Regions from separate parts of the Homo sapiens genome. Here all the other regions are linked to region 5. Evidence: read pairs that join two places in POLR2A ChIA-PET (ENCODE). Cell type or tissue: GM12878. All regions are shown on one strand.

Evidence for each region. ChIA-PET counts read pairs that join two places held together with the same protein. Peaks named below come from ENCODE experiments on the same cell type or tissue, not always from the same donor. Only the 100,000 strongest peaks of a DNase experiment are listed, where the experiment ranks them.
Region 1: POLR2A ChIA-PET joins it to region 5 with 9 read pairs; 5 of 35 experiments call an interaction of 5 or more read pairs at or near these places.
Region 2: POLR2A ChIA-PET joins it to region 5 with 5 read pairs; 7 of 35 experiments call an interaction of 5 or more read pairs at or near these places.
Region 3: POLR2A ChIA-PET joins it to region 5 with 9 read pairs; 4 of 35 experiments call an interaction of 5 or more read pairs at or near these places.
Region 4: POLR2A ChIA-PET joins it to region 5 with 6 read pairs; 3 of 35 experiments call an interaction of 5 or more read pairs at or near these places.
Region 6: POLR2A ChIA-PET joins it to region 5 with 8 read pairs; 16 of 35 experiments call an interaction of 5 or more read pairs at or near these places.

The regions. Positions count from the first base shown.
Region 1 is chr12:123,463,301-123,467,300 of GRCh38, forward strand. SNRNP35 (small nuclear ribonucleoprotein U11/U12 subunit 35) reads left to right here. Exons shown (of 2, transcript NM_022717.4): 2 at 2,238-3,636. The coding sequence starts at 2,241. The coding sequence ends at 2,981. Among named protein-coding and RNA genes, the nearest start is that of SNRNP35, 7.2 kb to the left of the region's middle. RefSeq lists an enhancer at 1,810-2,311. In GM12878, no CTCF peak of the experiment used is centred here; no DNase peak of the experiment used is centred here.
Region 2 is chr12:123,206,955-123,210,954 of GRCh38, forward strand. MPHOSPH9 (M-phase phosphoprotein 9) reads right to left here. Exons shown (of 24, transcript NM_022782.4): 8 at 3,102-3,208. Among named protein-coding and RNA genes, the nearest start is that of MPHOSPH9, 24 kb to the right of the region's middle. In GM12878, no CTCF peak of the experiment used is centred here; no DNase peak of the experiment used is centred here.
Region 3 is chr12:123,486,598-123,490,597 of GRCh38, forward strand. The region is part of intron 4 of RILPL1 (Rab interacting lysosomal protein like 1); the gene reads right to left. Among named protein-coding and RNA genes, the nearest start is that of SNRNP35, 30 kb to the left of the region's middle. In GM12878, no CTCF peak of the experiment used is centred here; no DNase peak of the experiment used is centred here.
Region 4 is chr12:123,495,422-123,499,421 of GRCh38, forward strand. It overlaps RILPL1 (Rab interacting lysosomal protein like 1), which reads right to left. Exons shown (of 7, transcript NM_178314.5): 3 at 3,997-4,000; 4 at 3,123-3,344. Among named protein-coding and RNA genes, the nearest start is that of RILPL1, 36 kb to the right of the region's middle. In GM12878, no CTCF peak of the experiment used is centred here; no DNase peak of the experiment used is centred here.
Region 5 is chr12:123,276,211-123,280,210 of GRCh38, forward strand. No RefSeq gene overlaps it. Among named protein-coding and RNA genes, the nearest start is that of CDK2AP1, 6.4 kb to the left of the region's middle. In GM12878, no CTCF peak of the experiment used is centred here; a DNase peak (open chromatin) is centred at 2,231; H3K4me3 peaks cover 222 bases; H3K27ac peaks cover 526 bases.
Region 6 is chr12:123,588,656-123,592,655 of GRCh38, forward strand. It overlaps TMED2 (transmembrane p24 trafficking protein 2), which reads left to right. Exons shown (of 4, transcript NM_006815.4): 3 at 1,687-1,794. Among named protein-coding and RNA genes, the nearest start is that of TMED2, 6.1 kb to the left of the region's middle. In GM12878, no CTCF peak of the experiment used is centred here; no DNase peak of the experiment used is centred here; H3K4me3 peaks cover 731 bases.

The DNA of each region.
Region 1 (4,000 bases), 190 kb after region 5:
ATCGTCCCACCTTGGCCTTCTAAAGTACTGGGATTACAGGTGTGAGCCACTGCAACAGGTCAAGTTTTTTTTTTTTCTTTCTTCTTTCTTTTTTTGAGACAGACTCTCGCTCTGTCACCCAGGCTGGAGTGCGGTGATGCGACCTCGGCTCACTGCAACCTCCGCCTCCTGGGTTCAAGCAATTCTCCTGCCTCAACCTCCCGAGTAGCTGCGACTACAGGCGTGTGCAACTGTGCCCAGCTGATTTTTGTATTTTTAGTAGAGACGGGGTTTCACCATATTGGCCAGACTGGTCTCAAACTCCTTGGCCAGACTGGTCTTGAACTCCTGACCTCGTGATCTGCCCACCTTGGCCTCCCAAAGTGCTGAGATTACAGGCGTGAGCTACCGCGCTCGCCAGTTTTGTTTTGTTTTTTTTCTTAACTTTTGGGACTTCTTCCAGGAAAGACCTGGTTTGGTTTTTATTTTTTATTTTTTTTTTTGAGACAGAGCCTCGCTTTGTTGCCCAGGCTGGAGTGCAGTGGTGTAATCTCGGCTCACTGCAACCTCGCCTCCTGGGTTCAAGCCACTCTCCTGCCTCAACCTCCTGAGTAGCTGGGATTAAGGCGCCCACCTACCTCGCCTGGCTAATTTTTTTTTTTTTTTTTTTGGAGACGGAATTTTGCTCTTATTGCTCAGGCTGGAGTGCAATGGCGTGGTCTCGGCTCACCGCAACCTCCACCAACCTAGTTCAAGTGATTCTCCTGCCTCAGCCTCTTGAGTACCTGGGATTACAGGCGCCTACAACCACGCCCCGCTAATTTTGTATTTTTAGTTGAGATGGGGTTTCTCTATGTTGGTCAGGCTGGTCTCGAACTCCTGACCTCAGGTGATCCACCTGCCTCAGCCTCCTAAAGTGCTGGGATTATAGGCGTTAGTCACTGCACCCAGCCAGCCAAGGTTTTTTTTTTTTTTTTTGAGATGGAGTCTTGCTCTGTCGCCCAGGCTGGAGTGCAGTGGCGCGAACTCTGCTCACTGCAAGCTCCGCCTCCCGGGTTCAAGTCATTCTCCTGCCTCAGCCTCCTGAGTAGCTGGGACTACAGGCGCCCGCCATCATGCCCGGCTAATTTTTTTTGTATTTTTTAGTAGAGAGAGCGTTTCACCGTGTTAGCCAGGATGGTCTCGATCTCCTGATCTCATGATCCGCCCGCCTCGGCCTCCCAAAGTGCTGGGATTACAGGCGTGAGCCACCGCGTCTGGCCTCAGCCAAGGTTTTTAAGTAACATATTTCAGCATTGGCTCTACAGCGTTGCAGGTTGGTCACATAAGCATTAGCTGGGTCTGAAATATTAGTAAGCATTTTATTATTCCAGCAAAGATTCACATGAATTAACTATGTATCAGAAGGCATGACAACTGCAGTGTGCTTGCTGGACAAAAAATTACCATTGCAGTAAATTCTCATGCTCCCAGTCTAAACGGATTATCAGCTAGGGATCTGAGAAGAAATCCCATGTTCCTTTTGAGACAAATAACCCGCTCCCGCTGCTGGGTCACTGTAGCCTTAGCTTTGTTGTCTGTTTACTACAGAATGGTGCATCCAAATCCCTGTTTTCTCTTGTAGTTTTAAAAAAGTCTATATCTTTTAATGATGCATAGTAAAAAAATTTCCACACGAATGATGTGATATCTAGAATTTGTTTCAGAATTATCTGGGGGCAGATTATTCTGGCCACATGTGCATGGTGGTTCTAGTTGAGCCGGGTGAGAAGTTTGTGGAGGGTTATTATATGATTCTCTATGTTGGTATTTGATATTCTTGGTAGTAGAGTTTTTAAATTGCCATTTTCCACCAGCAGTTCCTGGGCTAGTTTTCCTATGATCATTTTAAAGGTTCTGAAAGAGAAGTCTGGTTTTGATCCACGTTGCCACATTGTAATGTGTTCATAGTTGGTAAGTGCCCTTCCGTGGCTGAGCCAGATGCTGCATATATGGGTGAAACCCGAGCACGCTGCCCTCTGCTTCCTGAGAGGGCATTTGTAGGAGTGGGTAAGGGCTTCTCTGGAGCACAACTGCCTGGCTTTGGTGCTGTCTCCCCCACTTACTAGCAGGGAGGACTTAGCCTCTGTGGGTGTTCCCTTCCTTTCCTGTTTTTAAGAAGAGGTGAATGATAGTATCCTTTTCATGGCATTGTTGTAAGGGTTGAATGAGTGGCTCAGAGTAGAGGCTCCATCCACGCTTGCTCTTATCATTCATAGAACATGAACGATTGGATGCCCATCGCCAAGGAGTATGATCCACTCAAAGCGGGCAGCATTGATGGCACCGATGAAGACCCACACGACCGCGCGGTCTGGAGGGCAATGCTGGCACGATATGTCCCCAACAAAGGTGTCATAGGAGATCCCCTCCTCACCCTGTTTGTGGCCAGACTAAACTTGCAGACCAAGGAGGACAAATTAAAGGAAGTCTTTTCCCGCTATGGTGACATCCGGCGGCTTCGGCTGGTCAGGGACTTGGTCACAGGTTTTTCAAAGGGCTACGCCTTCATCGAATACAAGGAGGAGCGTGCCGTGATCAAAGCTTACCGAGATGCTGATGGCCTGGTTATTGACCAGCATGAGATATTTGTGGACTACGAGCTGGAAAGGACTCTCAAAGGGTGGATCCCTCGGCGACTTGGAGGCGGTCTTGGGGGAAAAAAGGAGTCTGGGCAACTGAGATTTGGGGGACGGGACCGGCCTTTTCGAAAACCTATTAACTTGCCAGTTGTTAAAAACGACCTCTATAGAGAGGGAAAACGGGAAAGGCGGGAGCGATCTCGATCCCGAGAAAGACACTGGGACTCGAGGACAAGGGATCGAGACCATGACAGGGGCCGGGAGAAGAGATGGCAAGAAAGAGAGCCGACCAGGGTGTGGCCCGACAATGACTGGGAGAGAGAGAGGGACTTCAGAGATGACAGGATCAAGGGGAGGGAGAAGAAGGAAAGAGGCAAGTAGAGGCCCAACAGCAGAACCCCAAAGTGAAGTTACAGTGGAAATGAGTGGAGGGGGATTGTCTTTCAACGCAGCGTGAGTCTAATGGTTGAATAAAACTTACTGATGATCATGGGGTTTGGAATAGTTTTCTTTCCAATCTGGAACTTCGGTTCAAGCTGATAGGAATTTATCATCTTCCTCACATAGTTCTAAGGACATGTTATTTAACAGGATCAAGAAGCAATTTTGTAGTTACTGGCATCTGTACAGAAGGGCATTTTCTTTTCTTTTCTTTTTTTTTTTTTTGAGACAGAGTCTCACTCTGTTGCCAGGGCTGGAGTGCAGTGGTAAAATCTTGGCTCACTGTAACCTCTGCCTCCTGGGTTCAAGTGATTCTCCTGCCTCAGCCTCCCCAGTAGTTGGGATTACAGGCATGTGCCACCATGCCCGACTAATTTTTGTATTTTTAGTGGAGATGGGGTTTCACCATGTTGGTCAGGCTGTTTTCGAACTCCTGACCTCAGATGATCCACCTGCCTTGGCCTCCCAAAGTGCTGGGATTACAGGTGTGAGCCACTACTCCTGGCCTGGTCTCCAACTCTTGACCTCAAATGAGCCACCTGCCTTAGCCTCCCAAAGTGCTGGGATTACAGGCATAAGCCACTGCGCCCAGCCAGAAGGGCATTTGTAAGGAGCTAGTATTCAGATTTAATTTGGCAGTAGGAATTTGATTTTCTTCCATCTATTTTAAATGATCATCTTGAGTACGTGGCAAAAAGAGGTTATGACCTAATCACACTCCTCTGAGTCCTTAGAGGAAGAACACTAATCTGGTCAGAATAAATTGTATCTTTTCTATCTTTATATCCATAGCCCAAGAGTTTGCTGAATTGAAATAAAAATGGGATAGAAAAGTGAATTCAAGGAGAATGTCCAGAGCCCTAATACCAGAAGGCAGTCTGCACAGCCAGGTCAGCATTCTTGAACAAATGCACTTCCATTCTCACTCAAAATGCCGACTGCCTTTCTTCTTTTTCTGA
Region 2 (4,000 bases), 69 kb before region 5:
CTGTAATCCCAGCACTGTGGGAGACCAAAGCAGGGGAATCACTTGAGCCCAGGAGTTTGAGACCAGCCTAGGCAACACAGCAAAAATCCTCTCTCTAATAAAAAAAAAAAAAAGTTACTGATACATAATAAAACCTATGTTTAAGTCTAAAGACTCTTTCCATAAGAATAAAATATAAATTCTAAAGTGGTTAAAAAAAAAAAAAAAAAAAAGCATTGTATCAGTCTAATTTATAAATTTTTCTTGGTAGAACATGAAATGGGAAACCTTAAAGTTGACAATACCGTAGAGTCAACAAAATGCAGTATCCACTTACTGATGTTCAAGATCAGATAACACTGTGAGCCCTGCAATTGCAAAGCCTACTAAGCCTGCCTTGCCCCCTACAATCTTACCCCCCTCATACTTCATTTCTCTGTGTTGACCTGTGTCTTTTTGTTCCTTTCATGAAGTACGGAACATTGGTTTCCGTCACTGAGACTCTGATGCTTACAAGTACATTGCCCCATCTGTCTGTCTGTATATGTCATTCATTTTTATGTCTCTTGGTTACTTTAATAGTATCTCTCCTTTTCCCCAGGTACTCTTTCATTACCTGATCAAAATACAGAAATGAAGGCCGGGTGCACTAGCTCATGCCTGTAATTCCAGCACTTTGGGAGGCCAAGGCGGGCGGATCACCTGAGGTCAGGAGTTCGAGAGCAGCCTGGCCAACATGGTGAAACCCTGTCTCTACACAAATACAAAACATAGCTGGGCATGATGGCAGGTGCCTGTAATCCCAGCTACTTGGAAGGTTGAGGTGGGAGAATCATTTGAACCTGGGAGGCAGAGATTGCAGTGAGCTGAGATCACGCCACTGCACTCCAGCCTGGGCAACAGAGCGAGACTCCGCCTCAAAGAAAAAAAAAAAAGAAAAAAAAAAATACAGAGGTGAAATAGGTACATTGATGTACATTTACTGAATAGTTTTATTTCTTTGCTCTTAAATTTAAAAAAAATGGGCCAGCGCAGTGGCTCACGCCTGTATTCCCAGCACTCTGGGAGGCTGATGTGGGTGGATCACCAGCCTGGCCAACATCACGAAACTCCCTCTCTACTAAAAATACAAAAATTAGCCAGGCATGGTGGCGCATGCCCATAATCCCAGCTACTCAGGAGGCTGAGGCAGGAGAATCACTTGAACCTGGAACCACTGCACTCCAGCCTAAGTGACAGACTGAGACTCCGTCTCAAAAAAAAAAAAAAAAAAAAATTTTTTTTTTAAATGTACCTTTCTTACTCAAAGAAAATCCAGCAAATTGGCCGGGCGCAGTGGTGCATGCCTGTAATTCCAGCACTTGGGAGGCCAAGGCAAGCAAATCACGAGGTCAAGAGATCGAGACCATCCTGACCAACATGGTGAAACCCCGTCTCTACTAAAAATACAAAAATTAGCTGGGCGTGGTGGCATGTGCCTGTAGACCCAGCTACTCGGGAGGCTGAGGCAGGATAATCACTTGAACCCGGGAGGCAGAGGTTGCAGTGAGCCAAGATCGCACCACTGCACTCCAACCTGGCGACAGAGTGAAACTGTCTCAAAAAAAAAAAAAAAAAGAATACAGCAAATTAAGTTGCTCATAACTATGGTGGAAATGGATCGCATAACAAATGAAAATGAATGGAGGTGTAACAAATGAAAAATCAACACCAATTCTGGGAAAAGGGGAAGAAATTAATAGCTGAGGACCTACTACATATGAAATAGTAGGCACAATCCATTTAATTTCACAAAACACTAACCAGCATTTTTTTTTTCCCTTTTTGAGACAGGGTCTCACTCTGTCACACAGGCTAGAGTGCAATGGTGTGACCTCCCGGGCTCAAGTGATCCTCTCACCTCAGCCTCCCAAAGTACAAGGATTACAGGTGTAAACTATGATGCCCAGCTCAAGCCAGCCAGAATTTTTTAAAAGTGGAATTTTTAATTCCACTTTTTTCTGTTGTTGTTTTTGCTGAGGCGGAGTCTCGCTCTGTCACCCAGGCTGGAGTGCAGTGGCACCATCTTGGCTCACTGCAATCTCCACCTCCTGGGTTCAAGTGATTCTCCTGCCTCAGCCACCTGAGCAGCTGGGATTACAAGTGCATGCCACCACGCCCAGCTAATTTTTGGGTTTTTAGTAGAGATGGGGTTTTACCATGTTGGCCAGGCTGGTCTTGAACTCCCAACCTCAGGTGATCTGCCCACCTTGGCCTACCAAAGTGCTGGGATTACAGGCTTGAGCCACAGCACCCAGCCTTTAATTCCACTTTTAAGAAGCATTGCTAAGATTACATAAGGCAAAAATGACAGACTGAATTTGAAAACAAGTGAGTATGATTCTAAAGCCCATGCTTTTTCCAGTATTTTAGAAGTTGAAAAATAAAATTTATACTGGAGTACTTAGCAACAATTGTAAAACACAAACACACACAGTTTTTTTTTTCTTTGAGATGGAGTTGCACTCTCGTTGCCCAAGCTGGAGTGCAATGGCACAATCTCGGTTCAGTGCAACCTCCACCTCCCAGGTTCAAGTGATTCTCCTGCCTCAGCCTCCCAAATAGCTGGGATGAACAGGCACACGCCACCAAGTCTGGTTAATTTTTTTGTATTTTTAGTAGAAACGGGGTTTCACCATGTTAGCCAGGCTGGTCTCGAACTCCTTACCTCAGATGGTCTGCCCACTTCAGCTTCCCAAAGTGCCGAGATTACAGGATTACAGGCCACCACGCCCAGTCCACGGTGTGTGTGTTTTGTTTTGTTGTTTTTTTTTTTTTTTTTGAGATGGAGTCTTGCTCTGTCACCCAGGCTGGAGTGCAGTGGCGCAATCTCCCCTCACTATAAGCTCTGCCTCCTGAGTTCACACCATTCTCTTGCCTCAGCCTCCCGAGTAGCTGGGACTACAGGCGCCCGCCACCACGCCCAGCTAATTTTTTGTATTTTTAGTAGAGACGGGGTTTCACCGTGTTAGCCAGGATGGTCTTGATCTCCTGACCTCATGATCCGCCCACCTCGGCCTCCCAAAGCGCTGGGATTACAGGCGTAAGCCACCGCGCCCGGCCACCGTGTGTTTTTAAATTACCTGGTTTGGTGACACATCTGTGGAAGACAATGATATGAACGTCTTCTCTAAAGTTTCAGGCAAAGAGTGGTGCATATCCTTTTCCTCTAGTTTCCAGTAAGTCAATCCTGATGTGCACAAACACACAGAATAGAAAAGAGTGAGAAAAAAACAAAAATGCTTTCTAGAATAACATTTCTACCTAAAGGAAATTAAATATGGGAAGAAATTAATTTTGGGTTAAAGTAATTTGAATTTTGATGGAAAAAAGTTATCTAAATTCCTTATTATGTAAGAGTCCTAACTGGATGCAAATGTTTAAAACTGAAATATAAAAAGTCAAGATGAGTTGGTACAATTTAAAATACATATTTTTGGCCAGGCATGGTAGCTCACGCCTGTAATCCCAGCCCTTTGGGAAGCTGAGGCAGGAGGATTACCTAACGTCAGGAGTTTGAGACCAGCCTGGCCAACGTGGTGAAGCCCCATCTCTACTAAAAATCCAAAAATCAGCCAGGTGTGGTGGCACACACTGTAATACCAGCTACTTGGGAGGCTGAGGCATGAGAATCGCTTGAACCCAGGAGACAGAGGTTGTAGTGAGCTGAGATGGTGCCACTGCACTCCAGCCTGAGTGATAGAGTGAGTGACAGAGTCTCAAAAAAAAATTAAAATAATAATAATAAAATAAATTTTTTTATTTTTTGAGACAGGGTCTCACTTTGTCACCCAGGAGTGCAGTGGTGCCATCTCAGTCCACTGTGGTCTCTTTTTTTGAGACAGAGTCTCGCTCTGTTGCCCAAGATGGAATGCAGTGGAGTGATCTCGGCTCATTGCAACCTCCGCCTCCCGAGTTCAAGCAATTCTCCTGCCTCAGCCTCCTGAGTAGCTGGAATTACAGGCATGCGCCACCATAACCA
Region 3 (4,000 bases), 210 kb after region 5:
AGTTCTAGAACATTTTCTTCATACCAAAAGGAAAACCCATACTTATTATTTTATTTTTTTCTGAGATGGAGTTTCACTGTCACCCAGGCTGGAGTGCAATGGCATGATCTCAGCTCACTGCAACCTCCACTCCTTGGCTTCAAGCGATTCTTGTGCCTCAGCCTCCCGAGTAGCTGGGATTACAGGTGTGTACCGCCACACCCGGCAATTTTTTTTTTTTTGAGACGGAATCTCTCTGTCACCCAGGCTGGAGTGCAGTGGCACGATCTCAGCTCACTGCAAACTCCACCACCCGGGTTCAAGCCATCCTCCTGCCTCAGCCTCCTGAGTACCTGGGATTACAGGCGCCTGCCATTATGCCTGGCTAATTTTTGTATTTTTAGTAGAGACAGGGTTTCACCATGTTGGCCAGACTGGTCTTGAACTCCTGACCTCAAGTGATCCACCCGCCTTTGCCTCCCAAAGTGCTGGGATTACAGGTGTGAGCCACCGCACCCGGCTGAAAACCTGTACTTATTAAGCAGTCACTCTCTACTTCCCTATCCTGAGCCCTTGGCAAATGCCAATGTAGTTTCTGTCTATGGACTGCCTACCATGGACATTTCCCAGAAACAGAATCATACATTAAGTGGCCTTTTGTGCCTGGCTCCTTTCACTTAGCACGGTGTTTCCAAGGTTCATCCACGTTGCAGCACACACCAGCACTTCACTCTTTTTTTTTTTGAGATGGCATCTCACTCTGTCACCCAGGCTGGAGTGCAATGGCACGATCTCAGCTCACTTCAACCTCTGCCTCCTGGGTTCAAGCGATTCTTCCGCCTCAGCCTCCCGAGTAGCTAGCTGGGAATACAGGCACCCGCCATCATGCCCGGGCTAAGTTTTGTATTTTTGTAGAGACGGGGTTTTACCATGTTGGTCAGGCTGGTCTTGAACTCCCGTCCTCAGGTGATCCACCCACCTCAGCCTCCCAAAGTGCTGGGATTACAGGGGTGGGCCACCCCGCCAGCTCACTTCACTCCTTTTGATGGCTGAGCCATATTCCACTGTACAGATGTACCACAGTGTGTTTATCCATTCTTCAGCTGACGGACATCAGAGTGGTTTCCACTCTTTGGCTAATGTGAATAGCAATGCTAAGAACTGTATTAGTGTGGACACTTGTTTTCAGTTCTTCTGGTTGTATACCTGGGAGTGGGATTGCTGGGTCATGGGCTAATTCTGTGTTTAACTTGTTGAGGAGTTGTCAAACCGTTTCCCACGGCAGCTGCTCTATTTTACATTCCCACCAGCAATGCACAAGGGTTCCAATTTCTCTATATTCTTGCCAACAGTTATTTTCCTTTTTTTTCTTAATCACAAGGAAGCTTTTGCAAGTCAGCCAGTCAATCTACAGGTAGCCCACACTCTCAAAGGAATGGAGTGTCCCCAACACTCCTGAGCCACCAATGTCCCGTGACCAACCAGGAGTAGACAGAGGTCAGGACAGCAGTGAAAAAGCTCCAGAACAGGGAAAGGGAGAGGAAACAGACGTCCTTCCCAACCTCAAGAAAAACTCCATAGGCCCGGCACCGTGGCTCACACTCCTAATTCTAGCACTTTGGGAGGCTGAGGCAGGAGGATCACTAGAACCCAGGAGATTCAGACCAGCCCGGGCAACATAGCAAGACCTCATGTCTACAAAAAAGAAAAGAAAATTAACTGGGCATGGTGGCTTGCCCCTGTAGTCCCAGTTACATAGGAGGCTGAGGCATGAGGATCACCTGAGCCCAGGAAGTGGAGGCTGCAGTGAGCCAAGACTGTGCCACTGCACTTAAGGCAGTGTCTCCAACAAAGTGAGACCCTGTCTCAAAAAAAAAAAAAAAAAAAGAAGAAGAAGAAGAAAAACCCCATAGCAGCACAGGGAGAAGGGGACTAACTCCAGCCTGAATGTGCCCTGGACAGGAGGCTGAGGGATTCCAGAAGGCAGAGCCGAGAGGCTTCACACCCTGTGGGAGGCTGGAACCGGCTGTTCTGGGAAAGGACGTGTGAAAGGAGACAACACCCACTGCTGGGGCACGTCAGGTGACAGCAGAGCCACACACAGCAGGCCCAGGTTGGGGGAGCAAGCTGACCCTGCCCAGCCTTGGGGTCGGAGTCAGCACGGGGCAGCAGAGGAGGGGCCTCCATGCAGTGGGAAACTGAAATCTGACCCCGGCCGCCCTCGCAAGCTGTCTGGGCAGCTGAGGGGCTTCTTCCCACCCAAGAACAAGGGGAGGAAATGTTGGAGGATTTAATTTCCAAAGAAAGTATTCTAGGCGTCTGCTGATGCCACAATTTAGGTGGGCTGTGTCCTCAGAGGACATCTTCAATGTCCGATCTCCTCTGCAGCGCCTCCAGGGATGCTCCGGAACCACCCGGCAGCCACACACTCCATGTCTCCACCCAAGACCACATACAACAGGTGACGGATATGCGGCCGGCATTCAATCGCGCCAGTTCTCCTCTTTCCCTGGCCCAGCTTCACCAAGGAGCAACCCTGGATGTCTAGTTATCCAACATTTACTGAGAGCTAACTTTGTGCCTTGCTGGCCGTGGAGCTCAGCCCTGGGAACAGAGTCAGACAGATGGGGCTGAAGAGAAGATACACATAAATAGAAGCTTAAGGCCAGGTGTGGTGGCTCACACCTGTAATCCCAGTACTTTGGGAGGCTGAGGCAGGCGGATCACCTGAAGTCAGGAGTTCGAGACCAGCCTGGACAACATGGTGAAACGCTATCTCTACTGAAAATACAAAAATTAGCTGGGCGGCCAGGCACAGTGGCTCACGCCTGTAATCTCAGCACTTTGGGAAGCTGAGGTGGGTGGATCACGAAGTCAGGAGATCGAGACCAGCCTGGCCAACATGGTGAAACCCCGTCTCTACTAAAAAACACAAAAATTAGTCAGGCATGGTGGTGGGCACCTGTAATCCCAGCTGCTCGGGAGGCTGAGGCAGGAGAATTGCTTGAACCCAGGAGATGGAGGTTACAGTGAGCTGACACGGTGCCACTGTACTCCAGCCTGGGCGACAGAGCGACAGAGTAAGACTCCATCTTAAAAAAAAAAAAAATAGTGCACAGACACAAGATCTAACTGGAGAGAATCAGGGAAGATGTTAATCAGATGTGGTCTCTATGCATGGGGTCTTGACGAATATGTAGGAGTTCACCAGGAACTCTGGGCATTAGTAGTATAGATCAGAGGTTGCAAACTAAGCTCTTAGACCATCCCAGTGCTGCTGGCCCACATTTTGTTTGGCCTTCACTGTGTTCTAAAACTCTGTTGAATTAGCTGCGAACTCTTTAAGATTAGGAGATTTCATATTGAAGTTTGCATTTTGGGCTTCCTGTGGAAAGTGCGCTGGAAGATCAGGCCCCACTGGCAACGCTGGGCTGTTTCCGAGCAGCAGCTGCTCCCTTTTCCATCCCCTTTCTCCTTCTCCTGCCTGGACCCTGCAGGCAGCAGTGGCCCCTGCTATGGACCCGAACCCCAAGCTCCCTCCAGTCCCTTCCTCCTCAGACAGCTCGGGTCCTGCCTTTCATAGCAGGTCAGGGCCTTGCCTCTCCTGTGTCTCTGGGAGGGACCATCTGACAGCCGTCCCCACACCCTGGGGAAAGAGCAAAGCCCTTCAAAGGAACTCCCAAACCCCCACCTCTCGAGAGGCCTCTGGGCAAAGCCACCCGCCCCTATGTCTGGGCTTTCATCTCCCCATCTAGCCCTTGATAACCCAGAAATATTTCCAAGGGCCCTTCCCACCCAGGTACCTGGGGATTTCTGTGAACACACACTTTCAAAGCCACAGGAATTTTCTGCTCACCCCTATTGGGTTTTAACTGCCCAAGACATTGAAGGGCTTCCTTAGAACCTGAGTTCTTTTTTTTCTGGAGAAGGGACAGTTCATTTTTGGGGAGGAATGGCCTGATTCCTTTAGAGTTTGGGGAAATCCCAGCAAGGTATGCAAAAGTCCTTACTCTCTTTTTTT
Region 4 (4,000 bases), 220 kb after region 5:
TGGAGTGCAGTGGTGCGATCTCGGCTCACTGCAAGCTTCGCCTCCTGGGTTCACGCCATTCTCCTGCCTCAGCCTCCCGAGTAGCTGGGACTACAGGTGTCCACCACCATGCCTGGATAATTTTTTGTATTTTTAGTAGAGATGGGGTTTCACCATGTTAGCCAGGATGGGTTCAATCTCCTGACCTTGTGATCCGCCTGCCTTGGCCTCCCAAAGTGCTGGGATTACAGGCGTGAGCCACCGCACCTGGCCCCAGTTTTTTTTTTTTTTTTTTTTTGAGACAGAGTCTCGCTCCGTTGCCCAGGCTGGAGTGCAGTGGTGCGATCTCAGCTAACGGCAACCTCCGCCTCCTGGGTTCAAGCAATTCTTCTGCCTCAGCCTCCCGAGTAGCTGGGACTACAGGCGCACACCACCATGCCTGGCTAATTTTTTGTATTTTAGTAGAGACGGGGTTTCGCCACGTTAGCCAGGCTGGTCTTGAACTCCTGAGCTCAGGAAATCGGCCTGCCTTGGCCTCCCAACTCTTAAACCATTTTAACTTAGGCTTATGTCATTTTTAGCCAAAAGCAGCCCTTAACCACTCCTTTTTTTTTCTTTTTTCTTTTTTTGAGACAGAGTCTCACCCCTGTCGCCCAGGCTGGAGTGCAGTGGCGTGATCTCAGTTCACCACAACCTCCACGTCCCGGGTTCAAGCAATTCTCCTGTCCCAGCCCCCCAAAGTAATTGGGACTACAGGTGTGCACCACCACGCCCAGCTAATTTTTGTATTTTTAGTAGAGATGGGGCTTCACCATATTGGCCAGGCTGGTCTCGAACTCCTGACCTCAAGTGATCTGCCTGCCTCGGTCTCCCAAAGTGCTGGGATTACAGGTGTGAGCCACCATGCCTGGCAACTACTCCCTTTTAAGACTTCTCTCCCTGACCTTCCTCATTTGTATCCCAGATGCCTGTCCTGTCCTACAGCAAACCTGGAAGTAACTACCAAATTCACAGGATACCTAATGACTACTGGGACTTGAACCCACCTGACTGTGAGCTTGTCTGTCCTACCTCCCCTACCTGTAACTCAGGTTACTAGTGCAGCGTCTGCAAACTTTCAACAGCTCATAAACATCTGCTGGGAGAAAACACAAGCCTGAGTGTGTCCCTAAAGTTCACTATACTTTTCTGAAACAGCATCTCCATTGTCCACATTTCTATCTGTCAAAGTCTCAGCATTGTTAACACTGACGCCCGGCTTCAGGAACAGCTCTTCCCTGAAACCCCACCTCCCCACCTCTGCCAGGATGAACGATCTCACCCTCTGTGTTCCTGGCACAGTCTGGGGGCACATTTAAGGAACAGACACCGCTAGTGCCCACTTTGTAGCCCTGGGCCTACCTGGATGTTAGCTGCAGCTGTGATGGACAGCTCTGGCCACGCGGACAGTAACATGCACAGTGTTGTGCGACCATCACCGCTCTCTAATTCCGGATCATTTCCATCGTCCCCAAAGGGAACTCCATGCCCATCGGCAGTCACTCCCCATTCCTCCCTCCCCCAGCCCCATTCGGACACCAGTCTACTTTCTGGCTCTATGGATTTGCCTGTTCTGGGACATTTCGTGCAAATGGAGTCACACACTGGCCTTTTGGGCCTGGCTTCTTTCACTCCGCGTGATGTTTTTGCAGCTCATCCGTGCTGCCGCGTGGCCAGGGCTGCATTCCTCTTTAGAGCTGAATCATATCCCCCTGTATGGAGAGACCACTGTTCACCCATTCATCTGCTGATGGACATGTGGGTTGTTTCCACCTTTTGGCGACTGTGAATAGTGCTGCTATAGGGTCTCACTCTGTTGCCCAGGCTGGAGAGCAATGGCTCAATCATGGCTCACTGCATCCTCAAACTCCTGGGCTCAAGTGATCCTCCTGCCTCATCTTCCCAAGTAACTGGGACTACAGGCATATGCCACCATACCTAAGATTTTCTTTTTTTGTTTTTTGAGATGGGGTCTGACTCACTCTGTTGCCCAGGCTGGAGTGCGGTGGTGCAATCTCAGCTCACTGCAACCTCTGCCTCCGAGGTTCAAGCAATTCTCCTGCCTCAGCCTCCCAAGTAGCTGGGATAACAGATGCCCACCACCACACCCAGCTAATTTTGTATTTTTTTTTAGTAGAGACGGGGTTTTACCATGTTGGCCAGGCTGATCCTGAACTCCTGACCTCAAGTCATCTGCCCACCTCAGCCTCCCAAAGTGCTGGGATTACAGGTGTGAGCCACCATACCCAGCCCAAAAGCAAGTTTTTAATTTTTAAAGAATTTTTTGTAGAGATAGGACCTCGCTATGTTGCCCAGGCCAGTCTTGAGCTCCTGGCCTCAAGTGATCTTCTTGATCCCCTTGCCTCAGCCTCTCAAAGGGCTGGGATTACAAGTGCAGGTGACCACACCTGGCCTTCATGTAAAAGTTTGAACACCTGCTCTCAATTCTTTTGGATATGTGCCTAGGAGTGGAATTGCTGGGTCATATGGTACTGTGTGATTAATGATTAAGGTCTGGACTAACTAATGTCTGCCTCCCATACTAAACTGTAAGCTCCATGTGGACAGGGATCATGTCTGTATTTTGCTCGCTATTTTATCCTCTGGGCCGGCTACACAGTCAACAATCATTGGTATGAATGAATAAATAAATGGCAGGTGCCTAATAACCATCACTGAGATGGGAGAATGCTGGGAGTCTGGGGTTCCAACCCCTCAGCTGTGTGTCCTCAGGCCAGTAGCTTGTTCTCTCTGAGCCTCTCGTTTTTTCTCTCTCTCTCTCTCTCTTTTTTTTTTAGACAGGTCTGGCTCTGTTACCCAGGCTGCAGCGCAGTTGTGCAATCATGGCTCATTGCAGCCTTGAACTCCTGGGCTCAAGTGATCCTCCTGCCTAAGCCTCCCAGGCAGGCAGCTGGTACTACAGGTGTGCACCACCACGCGTGGCTAATTAAAAAAAATGTTTGTAGAGAATTGGGGTCTTGCTATGTTGCCCAGGTTGGCCATTTTCTGAAGTATAATGGGGAAAACAAGGCAACCCTGCCTGCCTTAAGCCAACCCCCAGACTGACCCTCTGCTACCACCTCTGCACCCAGCTTCCTGCTCACCTCAGGCTCCTCCTCCCCATTCTGGCTGTGCTCCCCCTGCAGCCTCTCTCGCAACTTCCCCAGCTCTGCTCGCAGGCTGCCCATCTCCTGCTCCTTGGTCTGCAGGTCTGCCTCCAGCTCCACCTTCTGTTCGATCAGGGCTTTCCCCTGGGCCTCCACCACCGTGACCCGGTGCCGAAGGTCATGGTTGATCTTCATCAGCCGTGTCTGCTGCTGCTGTAACTGTAGAAAAAGGGAGACCATTGTGCGGGGCTGCCACCTGCGGTAGCTCAGGTTGTACACTGCACAACGGCAAACCATCCATAGGTGTGCCATTTACATTGCAGACATCTTTGTTTGAAAGTTGTTCGTATTCTTATAGCTGATGATGCTAGAGATGGGCAATTTGTGTATTTTCTATGATAATTTTATGGCAGATGGAAGGGTGTCTTGCTAGAATTAATACATTATGAAAATTTCCCAACAAATGGAAGTAACATGCCTTCAGAAAGGGGCATTTTTTTCTGATTTACACAGAGACACTGTATGGGTTCCTGGAGCACGCTGGACCCTGCTAAGTCTGCTCACAGAGAGGCATGAAGTGGTGGGGCTGGAGGAGGCCTTGGGGTCAGAGCAAAGTCTGCCCAGGCCTCGGGACCTTCCCAGGAGGCGGGAGGAGCCTGCTCACCGGGCAGTGCCACGTTTCCTCCTGCTCTGCCAGTGAAGACTTGAAGTTTCCAGGCTGGGCCCGCCAAGCCATGAGCAGGATCCACACCCCACGGAGCCCCAAGAATGAGAGTGAGGGAGAGAAGGGGCCTGCTGAGTGGAGGGTCTGGTCTCTGGCTGGCACCTACTGGCTGGGAGGGTGGACGCAGGTCAGGGGTGTGTCACTCACAGCC
Region 5 (4,000 bases):
CCCCAAAAAAGTATATAATTCAGTGATTTTTAGCATATTTGCAGTTGTGCAACTATCACCACTATCTAATTCTAGAACATTTTTTTTTTTTTTTTTTTGAGACAGAGTCTTACTGTGTCTCCCAGGCTGGAGTCTTGCTCTGTCGCCCAGGCTGGAGTGCAGTGGTGCGATCTCGGCTCACTGCAAGCTCTGCCTCCTGGGTTCACGCCATTCTCCTGCCTCAGCCTCCTGAGTAGCTGGGACTACAGGCGCCCGCCACCACGCTCAACTAATTTTTTTTGTTTTTGTATTTTTTATAGAGGCAGGGTTTCACCATGTTAGCCAGGATGGTCTTGATCTCCTGACCTCGTGATCCGCCCGACTCGGCCTCCCAAAGTGCTGGGATCACAGGCGTAAGCCACCGCGCCTGGCCTAATTCTAGAACATTATCACCCTGTTTTATTTTATTATTTATTTTTATTTTTATATTTTTGAGATGGAGTCTCGCTCTTGTTGCCCAGGCTGGAGTACAATGGCACAATCCTGTCTCACTGCAACCTCCACCTCCCAGGTTCAAGCGATTCTCCTCAGCCTCCCCAGTAGCTGGGATTACAAGCACCCGCCACCACGCTCCGCTAATTTTGTTATTTTGGGTAGAGATGGGGTTTCGCCATGTTAGCCAGGCTGGTCTCGAACTCCTGACCTCAGGTGATCCGCCCGCCTTGGCCTCCCAACATGCTGGGATTACAGGGGTGAGCCACTGCTCCCGGCCCACCCCATTTGATATTTATTTATTTATTCATTTATTTAGAGACAAAGTCTCAATCTGTCGCCCAGGCTGGAGTGCAGTGGCAGGATCTCAGCTCACTGTAAGCTCTGCCTCCCAGGTTCACGCCATTCTCCTGCCTCAGCCTCCTGAGTAGCTGGGACTACAGGTGCCCGCCACCACACCCAGCTAATTTTTTTTGTATTTTTAGTAGAGACGGGGTTTCACTGTGTTAGCCAGGATGCTCTCGATCTCCTGACCTTGTGATCCGCACTCCTCGGCCTCCTAAAGTGCTGGGATTACAGGTGTGAGCCACTGCGCCTGGCCTATTTATTTTTTATTTTATTTTATTTATTTATTTATTTATGTTTGTTTTTTAGAGGGAGTTTCGCTCTATCGCCCAGGCTGGAGTGCAGTGGCATGATCTCAGCTCACTGCACTTGCCTTCTGGGTTGAAGTGACTCTCATCCCTCAGTTTCCTGAGTAGCTGGGATTATAGGCGCCCGCCACCATGCACAGATAATTTTTGTATTTTTAGTAGAAATGGGGTTTCACCATATTGGCCAGGCTGGTCTCAAACTCCTCGCCTCAAACGATCTGCCTGCCTTGGCCTCCCAAAGTGTTGAGATTACAGGTGTGAGCCACTGTGCCTGGCCTATTTATTTATTTATTTGAGACGAAGTCTTGCTCTGTCACCCAGGCTGGAGTGCAGTGGTGCAATTTCGCGTCACTGCAAACTCCGCCTCCTGGGTTCGAGAGATTGTCCTGCCTCAGCCTCCCGAGTAGCTGGACTACAGGAGCCCGCCACCATGCCCGGCTAATTTTTATATTTTTAGTAGAGATAGGGTTTCACCATGTTGGTCAGGCTGGTTTCAAACTCCTGACCTAGTGATCCACCCTCCTCAGCCTCTACTAAAAACACAAAAATTAGTTGGGCATGATTCCAGGTGCCTGTAATCCCAGTTACTTGGGAGGCTGAGGCAGGAGAATCGCTTGAACCTGGGAGGCAGAGGTTGCAGTGAGCCAAGATCCTGCCACTGCACTCCAGCCTGGGTGATGGAGCAAGACCCTGTCTCAAAAAAAAAAAAAAATTAATTAAATAAAATAAAAAGAAACTTCATACCCGGTAGTAGTCACTTCTCATTCCTCATTCTCTCCAGCTTTAGGCAACTACTAATTTAGTTGGATTTCCTATTCAGGACATTTCCTGTAAATAGAATGGTACGCTATGTGGCCTTTTGTGTCTGGCTTCTTCCACTTGCCATAAATAATGTTTCAAGGTTCATCCATGTTGTAGCAGGTGGCATTCCAGCACTTCCTTCCTCTTCAGGGCTGAATATTCCATGGTATGAATGTACCCCATTTTGTTTATCCATTAATCAGTTGATTGACATTTGAGTTATTTGTACTTTTTGGCTATGATGGCTATGACGAAGAGTGCTGCTGTCATCATTTGTGTACAAGCTTTTGTGAGAACATGTTTTCAGTTCCTTTGGTTTTATACTCAGAAATGGAGTTGGTGGGTCAAATGATAACTCTGTTTCACTTTTTGAGGAACTGCCAAACTGCTTTCCATAGTGAAACTGCACTTTTTTTTTTTTTTTTTTTTTTAAGAGACAGAGTCTCTGTCACCCAGGCTGGAGTGCAATGACATGATCCTAGCTCCCTGCAACCTCGAACTCTTGGGCTCAAGCAATCCTCCTGCATCAGCCTCTCAAATAGCTTGGACTACAGGCATAGGCTACCACAACTGGCTAATTTTTGTATTTTTTTAAATTTCTTTTGAACAAATGTATTACTCCAGAATTTTTTTTTTTTTTTTTTAAGGAACAGGGGGCTGGTCTTGAACTCTTTTTTTTTTGAGACCAAGTCTCACTCTGTCACCCAGGCTAGAGTGCAGTGGTACGATCTCGGCTCATGGCAATCCCCACCTCCCAGGTTGAAGTGATTCTCCTGCCTCAGCCTCCCGAGTAGCTGGGATTACAGGCATGCGCCACCACACCTGGCTAATTTTTGTATTTTTAGTAGGGGTGGGGTTTCACCATGTTGGTCAGGCTGGTCTCGAACTCCTGACCTCAGGTGATCCCCTGCCTCGGGCTCCCAAAATGCTGGGATTACAGGTGTGAGCCACCCACCCAGCCTCACCCATTTTATTTGAAGAGTTTTGTTTTGTTTTGTTTTGTTTTGTTTTGTTTTTTAGATGGAGTATCTCTCTGTTGCCCAGGCTGGAGTGCAGTGGTGTGATCTTGGCTCACTGCAACCTCCACCTCCAGGGTTCAAGCCATTCTCCTGCCTCAGCCTCACGAGTAGCTGGGACTACAGGCACGTGCCACCACGCTCGGCGAATTTTTTGAATTTTTAGTAGAGACGAGGTTTCACCATGTTAGCCAGGATGGTTTTGATCTCCTGACCTTGTGATCTGCCCGCCTCAGCCTCCCAAAGTGCTGTATTACAGGTGTGAGCCACCACGCCTGGCCTAGGTGTTTGTTTTTTGTTTTGTTTTGTTTTTGAGATGGAGTTTCGCTCTTGTTGACCAGGCTGGAGTGCAATGGTGGGATCGCAGCTCACCGCAACCTCTGCCTCCCAGGTTCAAGCAATTCTCCTGCCTCAGCCTCCCTAGAAGCTGGGATTTACAGGCACGTGCCACCATGCCCGGTTAATTTTGTATTTTTAGTAGAGATGGCATTTCTCCATGTTGGTCAGGCTGGTCTCGAACTCCCGACCTTGGGTGATCTGCCCGCCCCAGCCTCCCAAAGTGCTGGGATTACAGGCATGAGCCACTGCGCCAGGCCCCTAGTTTTGTTTTCTTTTTTTTTTTTTTTTGAGACAGAGTCTCACTCTGTCACCCAGGCTGGAGTGCAGTGGCGCGATCTCGGCTCACTGCAAGCTCTGCCTCCCAAGTTCACGCCATTCTCCTGCCTCAGCCTCCTGAGTAGCTGGGACTACAGGCGCCCGCCACCACGCCCGGCTAATTTTTTGTATTTTTTTTTAGTAGAGACAGGGTTTCACCGTGTTGGCCAGGATGGTCTCCATCTCCTGACCTTGTGATCCGCCGCCTTGGCTGCCCAAAGTGCTGGGATTACAGGCATGAGCCACCACGCCCGGTCTCTATTTCTGTTTTTAAAACGAGTCTTGCCCTGTTGCCCAGGTTGGAGTGCAATGGCATGATCTTGGCTCACTGCAACCTCTGCCTTCTGGGTTCAAGTGATTCTCCCACCTCAGCCTCCCAAGTAGCTGGGATTACAGGCACCCGCA
Region 6 (4,000 bases), 310 kb after region 5:
GTGAGGATGCCCAGGGGATATTTGGCAATATCTGGAGGTATTTTTTATTCGGAAGACTGGGGGTAGGTGCTACAGGCATCTAGGACTGGAGGCCATGGAGGCTGCTAAATACCCTATAGTGCATCAGATAGCGCCCCACAGCATAGAAAAGCATTTGGTCCAAAATGGAGACAATGCCACTGCTGAGAAACCCTGCTCTATCAGTTCCATGTGGTGCATGGGGCTTCCAAAGGGAAATTTCGAGTGAGGGACGGTTTGACATTCCAATTCAACTGCCTTCAATGGTAGAGGCCCTTGGTTTCTCCTAAGAAACTTGGGGTTGTCTGCGAGAATCTGGAATCCCAGAAGAGACCCAGTCTTGGGCAGGGATGAAGAGATCCCCCTTTCCCAGGAAGGTTTCCTGGTGCTGTTTCTCTCCTGCCTGTCTGTTCATTCTCATAACGTGGCACTACCTAGAAGCACATGCTTACTCTTCAGAACAGTGCCTTGTGTGTATTTTTGGTTCAAGAGGGATGCCTGGTTGAAAACTTGTGCCGCTAAGGGCTTGTCTCTCTACTTACATTGCCTGCTGTTCCCCACTATAGTGAAACTATTACTTTGTCAAAGAAGAATGTTTGAGTTGGTGTGGATTTTCCTAAGAGCGTTTTAATGTTTTTCTCTGCTCAGCTTTATAGAGATTAAGAGTCTGTTTTGGTGCTGCTCCTGCTTCTTAATTAATATTAGAGTTACATGACTCTTAGACTTTATTTGTAGGATTACATTTTAAAAATACAGGTATTTATTTTGTGCTCTTAGTCCCCTCTCCTCAGTGTTTTACTACTTTTGCTGTAGTTAATAGTCAGTATAGTGAACTTCACATAACAACATTCCATTAGAAGAAATTTCCTGGGGTTGTTTTCCTTTCCTTAGTAAGCATTATATAGTATGTTTCCTACCCTGAAAGAGGTTTCTCTACTGGGAAGGGACTTTTAAAAATGCTTTGAGAATTAAATTGACATGATTCATATCAGTAGTCCAAATTGATGTTTGAACCATTTCAAAAGTAGCTTCTTTTGCAGGCCTTCTCTGAGGATTTTGAAAAGTTATTTTATATTATTTTATATTTTATATTTATTTTATAAGTGTTTTTCAAAAAGAGATTGCCCCAGCCTAGGCAACATAGCGAGACCCCGTCTCTAAAAAATAAAAATAAAATGGTAGTCAGGCATAGTGACGCACCCCTCAGGAGGCTGAGGCAGGGGATTGCTTGAGCCCAGGAATTTTAGGTTACAGTGAGCTATAATTGCACCACTGTACTTGAGCCTGGGTGATAGAGTGAGATCCTGTCTTGAAAAAAAAAAAAGATGGCTGGGTGCAGTGGCTCACGCATGTAATTCCAGCATTTTGGGAGGCTCAAGCAGGTGGATCACCTGAGGTCAGGAGTTCAAGACCAGCCTGACCAACATGGTGAAACCCCGTCTCTACTAAAAATACAAAAATTAGCTGGGTGTGGCAGCGTGTGCCTGTAATCCCAGCTACTCTGGAGGCTGAGGCAGGAGAATCGCTTCAGCCTGGGAGGCAGAGGTTGCAGTGAGCTGAGATTGAGCACCACTGCACTCCAGCCTGGGCAACAGAGCGAGACTCTGTCTCAAAAAAAAAAAAAAAAAGACATTGACAAATGTGTTTTGTTTTCAAATCCTTCTATAGCTCACCAGAACAAGCTAGAAGAAATGATCAATGAGCTAGCAGTGGCGATGACAGCTGTAAAGCACGAACAGGAATACATGGAAGTCCGGGAGAGAATACACAGAGCCAGTAAGTGAATGCCGTCACTTTGCAGCAGTGTCTGATGGTGAAGGTTGTTTTACTCAACAGCTTGCTCGTATTTTCCTCATTTGGAAACTTTGCAAATTTTATGTGAAAGCATTGACTTTAAAAGTGTACCTACACGAGATATTTTTTGAGCATACACATGTGTGGAGCTTTGTAGTTTATTATTGGGACATTCATTGTAAACTAGAAAATGCTATTAAGATTTAGTACAAGTTTTTAAGAGTTTAGTTTTCTGGCCGGGCATGGTGGCTCACGCCTGTAATCCCAGCACTTTGGGAGGCTGAGGCAGGCGGATCACCTGAGGTTGGGAGTTCGAGACCAGCCTGGCCAACATGGTGAAACCTCGTCTCTACAAAAAATAAAAAAATTAGCTGGGTGTGGTGGCGTGCACCTATAGTCCCAGCTACTCGGGAGGCTGAGGCATGAGAATCACTTGAACCGGGAGGCAGAGGTTGCAGTGAGCTGAGATTGGGCCACTGCACTCCAGCCTGGGCAATGGAGCTAGACTCTGTCTCAGGGAAAAAAAAAAAAAAAAGTTTGGGTTTTTAAAAATGTATGGTGAGCTAAGGAATAAGCTAATTGTTTTCTTAAATCAGAAGGGAAAAATGTTGTAAAATGCGTATTGCATTGGTTTTTAATCACATACCTGAAACTTATGTACCAGTGGGATTAATATTAGATGCTGAGATTTAACCTTTTTACTAAAATGGAAAGCTTAATATAGTTAGACTAGAAAACACCAAAACATGAGTACAGGGAAGTCACCAGGTGAAGATCAGTTTGGGTCCTCAAGTTTGTAAGTTGGGAATTTGGAATGTATTTTGCTGTGGAAACAGTGATGATTGAAATCTTGTGTTAGGTTGCAAAAGTCTGTTTAGAACTGGATAGAGCATTAAAAATGAAGCTTTTGCATTTAAAATTAAGAGGTACTATATTGACAGACAGACCAATTCCATTGATTAGGTTCAGGGCCACACCATTGTTCAGTGTTTTCATCCTCCAGGTAGTTCTTGGGGAGATGAAAAGAGCAAGGTGGCTGGGGGCAGTGGCTCACGCCTGTAATCCTAGCACTTTGGGAGGCTGAGGTGGGCGGATCACAAGGTCAAGAGACTGAGACCATCCTGGCCAACATGGTGAAATCCCACCTCTACTAAAACTACAAAAATTAGCCGGGCATGGTGGCACGCGCCTGTAGTCCCAGCTACTCAGGAGGCTGAGGCAGGAGAATCACTTGAACCCCGGAGGCGGAGGTTGCAGTGAGCTGATATCATGCCATTGCACTCCGGCCTGGCGACAGAGCGAGACTCTGTCTGAAAAAAAAAAAGGAAAAAGAGCAAGGTATAGTGACGCATCTCTGTAGTCCCAGCTACTCAGGAGGCTGAGGCGGGGGATTGCTTGGGAGCAAGCTCTTGTCTTAAGGGCAGTGATTTTATGTCAGGAATCTTTGTTCTGAGACTGGAGTAGGAAGTGAAGAGTGACTCAAAGAGATAAGCACAGCTTGAATTTCTTCCAGATGTGCTTTCTGTTTTTCCTACCCTTAAATCTGTTCTTGCTACTTATGGAAACAAATCTTCAGGATCTAGAGCACAGACATCAGCTTGTGTTGGCAGGAAGGTGTGTAAATGTAATAGCCTGGAGAACTCCCCTCATCCCCACTTGTTTTAGGAGTGGAGTGGGGCATATTATGGACCAAGGCTTGTCTACAATTACTCCAGCCTCTTGCCTCACAATTTTGTCTCCTTGCCTCCACTCTTAATCTCACCAGCTGGGATCTTCACTTTTTCTCTCTTATCTTGTTGGGACTCATATGTTGTTTACCTTGTTCCCAGATGGGGAAACAGCCCATTCTGGAGTTGGAAGGGCACTGAACTAACTCAGAGGGCAAGTTCCTCTACTTTGCAATTTTAACTGGTTCAGACCAGATGGCTTTCAAGTTATAGAAGTTCTTGGGAACACAGTGGCCAGAGGAAGCACATGTCTTCCGTCTTTAGGGTGTCCAACCTTGTTCTCTCACCCATGATTTGAGTGGAGATACTCCTGTATTTGTTTCACAAATAGTGAGCTATGTGTTCATATTTAAAAGTGTTAGCAATTTCTAGAATTGAGTTTATAGGCATTCAGTTTAAATTTACAAAGCAAATGGTTCCCATAATGTTTTGTTTTTGTGAGTCTTCCTATAGGACCCACT